Linked DNA regions of Homo sapiens: region 2 is linked to region 1. Evidence: chromatin loops called from intact Hi-C (ENCODE). Cell type or tissue: gastrocnemius medialis. All regions are shown on one strand.

What was found. Peaks named below come from ENCODE experiments on the same cell type or tissue, not always from the same donor. Only the 100,000 strongest peaks of a DNase experiment are listed, where the experiment ranks them.
Region 2: it touches region 1 in a loop (2.1-fold over the local background); 2 of 110 quality-filtered maps call a loop at or near these places.

What each region holds. Positions count from the first base shown.
Region 1 is chr2:175,753,208-175,757,207 of GRCh38, reverse strand. The region is part of intron 2 of LOC107985962 (a long non-coding RNA gene); the gene reads left to right. Among named protein-coding and RNA genes, the nearest start is that of LNPK, 250 kb to the left of the region's middle. In gastrocnemius medialis, no CTCF peak of the experiment used is centred here; no DNase peak of the experiment used is centred here; H3K27ac peaks cover 523 bases.
Region 2 is chr2:175,853,688-175,857,687 of GRCh38, reverse strand. No RefSeq gene overlaps it. Among named protein-coding and RNA genes, the nearest start is that of LNPK, 150 kb to the left of the region's middle. In gastrocnemius medialis, no CTCF peak of the experiment used is centred here; DNase peaks (open chromatin) are centred at 1,747 and 2,787; H3K4me3 peaks cover 1,277 bases; H3K27ac peaks cover 2,978 bases.

The sequences.
Region 1 (4,000 bases):
ACCATCTGAGATGTTTTTCCAGCTTGCCATTGATCTGTTATTGGAAACTGAGTGTTCATGGGATTGCCCAGATAAGCAACACTGCATGACCCCATGGTGCCACAGGAGCCTGAGTCCAGGCTCTGTCACGTACTAACATGTTACTTTCCACATCTTTAAGCCCTGCTTTCCTCTCTGTAAAATGTAGGGTTGGAAACGGAGATGAAGTTGAGATTCATTACATGCAGTATGTAAACTGCTTAGCTCCGTGTCTGGTACCTGATAGGTACTAGAAACATGTTTTCTTCCTTTTCTGATACCACAAGTGTCCTGTTTGCTGCTCCTCTTTTTATTGGGTTCAGAATTAGAAAGCAAATTTACTAAGTCCCTTGATTCAGATTCAGTCCCCACACCCAGAATACTCACTCAGGATGTTGAAACGTAAATATAACCCCCACTCTCTGAAGTGGCAGCCAGGAACCTTGGAAAGGTCTCCAAATTCAGAGATACAAAAGCATATGTACTACATATTCCCAGGAATATCTTTGGAAACAGCCTTGGATATTTACCTAGGAAACCAACTTATAGTTTCCCTAGATAAATATGCTAACTAATTCTAATGACACTCTTGGGCCACACTTGTTTTTTGTTTTTGTTTTGTTTTTTAAAACAGATTTCTCTACCTAATTGTATTTTTGCTCAGGCACGTCCAGATCAGTTTGAGCTGGGTAACAGAGAGAAACACAAGAGGAATTTGTCTCTGAAAATTCACAATGTGGAAAATTTACTTGCAGCTAATAAAGAGGAGCTTCAGTGAGAAAAAAAAAAATGCTCTGGGGATTTCAGATATTTCCCTCCTCTTCTTTTGATCTTCAACGTCAAGTTCATGTTAACCTCGACTTTTGGTACACTTTTACTAATGAAATACCTACATATGTGCTGAGGACTGGCCTGGAGTGTTAAATTTATGGTGTAACCATTATTCTTTGTGTTAGCTGGGTATGGAAGAATGCCTGTTTTAGTGCATCAAGGACATTTGCACTTTGCCTCATTTTAAATACAGTCAGCCCTCTGTCTCTGTGGGTTCCACATCCGTGGTTTCAAGTAAGCTCTGTTCAAAAATATTCAGAAAAAAGTCTGTAGTGAACATGTATGATATGAGAGTATATGCTTAGGTTACATGCAAATTCTACACCATTTCATTTCAGGGCCTTGTGCATCCTCAGATTTTGGTATCTGAGGGAACTCCTGGAGCCAATCCCTCATTGACACTGAGAAATTACTGTACTGTTTTATTTGAGCCGGGTTAGTCATAGCTTAGTTAAGGTCCTTTTTCTGACTGGGTTCAAAGCCCACAGCTCTGGCCAAGGACTCAGACCTACCCTGAGTCCCAGTGATAAAGACTCTTTAAACTACTTTGGTGGTGATGATTGCATCACAGTGTGAATGTGCTTAATGCCACTGAAATGAACACTTAAAAATAGTTAAAATGGTAAATTTATGTTATGTGTATTTTACCATAATAAAAATATGCTAAAAAATGCAATATATGATCCTCCATTGAACTGTGAACCAAGAAAAAAAAGTTATAAAGGACATTTTTAGGATAGTTGATAAAACTTGAATACGAACTATAGATTAAATAATAGTAATGAATCAATATTAAAGTTTAGTGATTTTGACAATTGTTAAAAAACAAATAAGCAAAAACACTTTGGCAGAAAGGCAAGACAAAAGCTGAAATATTTCTAGCTGAAAGGAAAGTGCAGGAAGTAAGAGGCTGGGCCTGGGATCACCCAGCATGAAGGCTGAAGTTTGCAGGAGTCATGTGGATGAGAAGGAAAGCAGAAGGGGACTGGTCACCAGGAAACCTGAGATAAAGGGTGTGTGGAGGGAGGTGATTCCACCTGGCCCAATGTGTGTCAATCCCAGCTGCTGTGTATCAGCCATGTGCTATCATGTTCTTTGTACCTAGTTTTAGTGAATTCAGAATTTTTCTTTTCTACATTTTGCAATTACCATCTGCATCAATGCTGGATTACTTTGTGAACATTACCATCTCGCTTACGTGTAGAAAACAGTATGAAGAGCTGTAGATTGCTTCAGAAAAGTCTAAGCCAGGTTACAGTTGTTGAAAAACTCTTGATTTATTGTATGATACCATATGGTAGTTGAATTTCATGAATTTAGACTCCACTAACTCAAAATTTATAAAAATGGAGGCAGAGATCTTCCTGATTTGTCTTGTATTTAAAGAAAGAAAAAGTATCTATGAAGCAGATAAATAATGGAAGTTGGTCTGCAGATCAACCTCATTAGGAAGGCATGCTGTTCCCCGTACTTGAGAAGCAAAAATTTACTCACAAAGTTATTAGTATGCTAATTAAAATACATTATTCTCTATTCATCAAAATAAGTCTGCAAGCATTCCACTCCCAGTCATTTGTAAGCCTCTCTCCTTTACTGAGTGTAATAGTTTTTTATTTTATAGGATATTTCTTTTTAAATATTCCATAATTCATACTAAGCTATCCTTCATTTGTCTAAATCATTAAGTATTTTGTCTTACACTGAAATGTTTAGTGAGTGGTTTATGAACAGACTATTTTCAAAGAGTTCTAGGATGTGGCCTTTCTTTTCTAATGGAATAAATTCATTTGATATAGAGATAAATCCAGATAATGTAGGAGATTATGTTAAGGAAAAGGCAGCAAAACTGAGAAAGGTAAAACAGGATGGGAAGGAAGTAACCCATGTTGAGGTGATGAAATAAACGCTAGAGAGTTAGTGAAAACCATAGATTATAAATATTTTGGTAATTTAAGAACGTACCAGTGAAAAGGAAATAAACTACCAGGCAAGAATGAGAACAGTGTCTCTAATAGCACTGTCAGTCAGAGTGATAATTTTAGGGGAAAGTGTTTGGTCACATACCTGGTGGTTCCCTGAGATATCACATTGCAGACTCCATTTTCATCCTGAGTAATGGAGCGCAGATGAGTGTTTTGGATGGTGGCAAGGGATAGAGAGGATTACATAAAGTGGTGTTATTGCAAAACTCAGTGCAGAGGAGATGTGTTCCAGTCACCCAGCTCCCATTCTGGAGGCCAGAAAAAGCTAAAATACTTCATAACCAAATGCTTAAGTCAATGCAAATGTTGGATAGGCTGACAGATGTCAAAGCCCTCTCTTCCTCACTGAGTGAATAGTGAACCACATGTGATAAAATGAGGACCAGATGGTACTGAAACGAGTGTCTCTTCTCAGGAATATGTGTGTGTGTGTGTGTGTGTGTGTGTGTGTGTGTGTGAATACAGTTGACCTTTGAATAACACAGGGTTTAAGGATGTTGACCCTGATATGGTTTGGCTCTGTGTCCCCACCCAAATCTCATCTCAAATTGTAATTCCCATGTGTCAGGGGACAGACCTGGTGGGAGGTGATTGGATCATGGGGGCAGTTTTCCCAATGCTGTTCTCTTGATAATGAGTGAGTTCTCATGAAAGCTGATGGTTTTCAAATATGACACTTCGCTTGCTGTCTCTCTTGCTGCCTTGTGAAGAAGGTACTTGCTTCTCCTTCTCCTTCCACCATGATTGTAATTTTCCTGAGGCCTCCCCATCCATGCAGAACTGTGAGTCAATTAAACCTTTTTTAAAAAAAATAAATTACCCAGTTTTCAGTAGTTCTTTATAGCAGTGTGAAAACTGACTAATACAAACTCCTGTGCAGTAAAAAATCTTCATATAACTTGAGACCTCTCCAAAACTTAACTACTAATTGCCTACTGTTGACTGAAAGCCTTACCAATAACATAAATAGTCAATTAACACATATTTTGTATGTTATATGTATTATATACTGTATTCTTACAATAAAGTAAGCTGGAGAAAAGAAAATATTTTAGGAAAATCATAAGGAAGAGAAAATATATTACTATCTATTAGATGGAAATGGTTTATCATAAAGGTCTTCATCTTTGTCAACTTCATGTTAAGTAGGCTGAAGAGGAGAAAGAAGA
Region 2 (4,000 bases), 100 kb before region 1:
AAGAGTGAGAAGTAGCAAGGTTTCTCGTGAAGAGCGAAAGAACAGAACTTCCACAGCATGGAAGGGAACCCGAGCGGATTGCCTCTATTGGCTGGGGTGGCCAGCTTTTATTCCCTTATTGGCCCCTCCCATGTTCTGTTTCTGTCCTATCAGAGTGCCCTTTTTTCAATCCTCCCTGAGATTGGCTACTTTTAGGATCCTGCTGATTGGTGCATTTTACAATCCTCTTGCTAGCTACAGAGCACTGATTGGTGCATTTTACAATCCTCTTGTAAGACAGAAAAGTTCTCCAAGTCCCCACTCAACCTAGGAAGTCCAGCTGGCTTCACCTCTCAGTAGCAAACAAGCAAAATTATTAGAAATCTTACATTTCTATGTAACTATTTGTTTTCAAAGTGCTTTCAAAACTAAAGACACAAACACCCTATTCACTGGCTCCTCCCTACAAATCTTCAAGACAAGTAGAAGTATGAATAACTCCCATTTACAAAAGTGTAAACTGAGGCTCAGATAGATGAACTGATTTGTTCAGGCTTCTGAATGCAGAAAGTGGTGGAGCCAGCTTTTGAATCCAAGGTTTCTTACCAGCCCATCCTCCATTTTTCCTCTTCCACTTCCACTGAACTCTTTCTACCCCTTTTTTCTCCCTTCCTTCCTTAAATTTTTACTTGCTCTTTCCATTAATCAGTGTCAACTAAATGGCCTCTTTTGGCTGTTCTGTCCTAGCCTTTGCAGAAATAGGTACATTTGCCACCATGAAACACAAATAATTTACCACTTTACTAACCTAAATGCTGGCAAGCCCTTACCAGCTGGGTGTATTCACTTGTCAGTGTCTTTACAGAGAAATGTGGTGGAAACTCTGAAAAATGTTTTGCTTAATTAGGCTGTTTTATGAACATTTCTTTCACTCTATGAATTTTCCTAACTCTTGATTTTGTAAAGCTAAAAATAACTTCACCGATAATCATGCCATATGGATGTGGGGTGCACTTTTTCTTTTCTTTTTTCCCCTCAAAGGACACATGTAACCACCCACAAAAAGAGGGCTGAGATCTCTGCTGTTTGACAGAATGGTAAGGGAAGATGCTTGTATAATTTGAACCCTAAACATATTTAACTGAAATAATGCGAGACTGGCTGTTCTGTTTATCCAGCAGAAAGAGAGTGCTTTTTCATTTCTTTAGTTAATTTGATTCATGTAAATTGCTTATTCTCCAAAATCCATCCAGCATTAAATGTGAAATAATTGTCTAAACTACAGAATGATCCAGATAACTATTTAACAAGCTCTTTCCTTCTAGAGCTTACACATATGCAGGAGGAAAAAAGTTTTTCCCTTATATTATTCGTATAACTTTAAAAAGTCTTTGCAGTGCTTTATCATCCACCCATATTTGGTCACCCACAGAGCTTTGGGCATAGAGACTTAGCTACACAGAGCACAGAGGTAGTAGATTTGTTCTGCTTTCAAAGAGGTTCACAGCAGTATTATATTTTTGTGTGTGTTCATTCTTCAAACCTACTGTTTTCTCCTTCCCCAGTAGTGGGCAAGAGGGCATTTCTTAGCTTCCCTTCTTTAAGTGTCTGATCAGGAAGTCCTTAAGGTGAACGATGTACTCCCACCAGCCTGCCAGTAAATGTGAACAGTCTTCGTCTGCCAGCTGCCTGCTGAAGTGATTTAGCTGCTGTGTGCCTGGACCCAGAGCTCAGAACAGGAGCTGGGCAACAACTGAGTCTAAAAATAAGCTGGCAGCCACATTCCAAGTGCTAGGCTATGGCTGAGTCACCCCTTGCAGCATTTCAGCAGGAGCACGGCTGGGCATGTGTGGCTGCATTTTGTACCTGCCAACCTCTATGGGGAGTTCTTTTCTCCATGCCATGCTTCTCATACAAGTCATGGTGCACAGGAAAAACAATGTTGGAATACCGGGGTTGATTTGGTGAAGTTCTAACCTGAGATAATGTATTAGTCCTTATGCAGGAGGGGAAGGAAGGTCAGCCTTTTCTTATATTATCTTAATAGACATAGTCCATGAAAGCTTCCAGGGCTAATTGTGGTGAAAATGTGCCAGGTAGACCCCTTTCATGCCAACCATAATTAATAGTGTTATAGTCTTCAAGGCCATAATGCTCATCAGTTATTAATTAGCAATTCATTTTGTTGAATAAATAATACTTATGATTGATGATAGAACTTGTAATTGGGCACTAGAAATGGCTCCCCTGGGACTGGCTTACCAGCAAGTATTAACCGCGACATGGTAACGACAAACACAGAGGATCGTGCAGGAAAATCCAAGTTAAACAATTGTAACACAGCCAAGGTATTCCTTCTCAACAGGAGAAAAATCTGTCCTGATGTGTATTCTGGGCTAGAGTGTGTTAATGGTTTCTGGCCACACAGTGTTTGGGTTTTCCATTTCCTCTTAAGTTTGTAATCAGCCACCCTATTTTTTTTTTTTTCCAAAAAGCAAATTGTTCTTTGCAAGACAATTCTATTGACTTCAAATTACTCTTGCTATAGGTCCTTTCGAAGTATCGTCATGACATGTACACACAGACTTGAGGGAAAAAAGTGCTTTTCTGAAAAAGTAATGATTGAAATTTTTATTTTAAATGATTCCTTAGATTGAATTCACTTTAGATTAACAGATTTTCCTGCCCAATTGATTTTCTGGCATCCATGCAGTGATCCAGCAGAGATAAAATGGGGGTTCATTTAGTCCATGGCTCCAAGGAAAAGTGAGAGCCTGGCAAAGAGAGCCAGCAAAGCTTCTTTCTCGCCTGCTCGGTTGGAGCAGGACAACTGGAGCCGGTCAGCTGCTGACCAGATGCTGCCTTCAATTAATATTCCAACCCTCAAAGACATTTATCGCTTACTCTCGAAAGCAGAGCAGCTGAGTAATAAAGGGAACCACTAAAGCTGTTTTTTTTTCAAGAGCATTTATAATGGCTAAATTGCTTGAAATAAATTAGCACGAAAAATAAACATAGTTTGTACAGTATCTGTAAAACAAATTTCCAATCTTGGGAAAATAGAGCGACAAAGTGGGAGCTTGCATTTAACAAGCACATGCAATATGCTTCATTAAGATGGCTTTTTTTAAAAAAAAAAAAAATTTTAAAAGGGTTAATAAACTCCAAGATATCATTGCCAGTTAAACAGGTCCTGCACCATTTTAAGGGAAGTAAGAGGCTACAAAGGAGACAGTTAAAAAGAAACCAAGAGACTGTGTTGTAATGCTAACAGGCAATTAACAAACTCATGGGTGTTAATTATCTTCATACTGTATCATGTTCAATTAGCTTAGTCTCTGCAACAAAGGCAACGATGAACAATTGCTTTGATAGGCGTACAGTACTTCATTTGTAGTTAATCGGTTTAAGCCCTGCAGTTGCTAGGTTACCTTGGTCTCCAGAGGTAAAAAGCTGTACAGATGCACTATGTTTAAATGACTACAGAGAACTGTTTAAACTCAAACCATGTATAACTCTTTATTGATTTTTCACAGAAGATCTCAGCTCTGATGATAAGGTTTTGATATATTTTCCTGCTACAGCCAGTTCCTTAGAGTATTGCAGAAAAAAATCTGTCAATATGCTTCTATTATGATCTCTTGATCTGTGCCTATAAAAACCTTTAGCCGCAAACCTTATTATAAATAATGGAAGAAGCAATATCTGATTTTTTTTTTTCACACTGTACTACATGAAGATTTTTTTTCTTCATTGCCTTTGGATCCAAATTACAGGGCTTCTTTCTGTACCGGTGCTTTAAAATAATAAAGAAGAATTTCTAGCTCTAATTAATTTGATTGACTCTCAGCAGGACGGGATCAGCTGTAGCATCATGAACTTTAACAATAACTACCAATTGATGGGCAGTTCACATCAATAAGACCATCACTAGCCTCTCTCTCACCTGTCACCAGGCGGGGAGTGAGCAATAACCAGACCCCCACAGATGCTCCCCGCTTAGCGCTTTCTGCCCTATTAG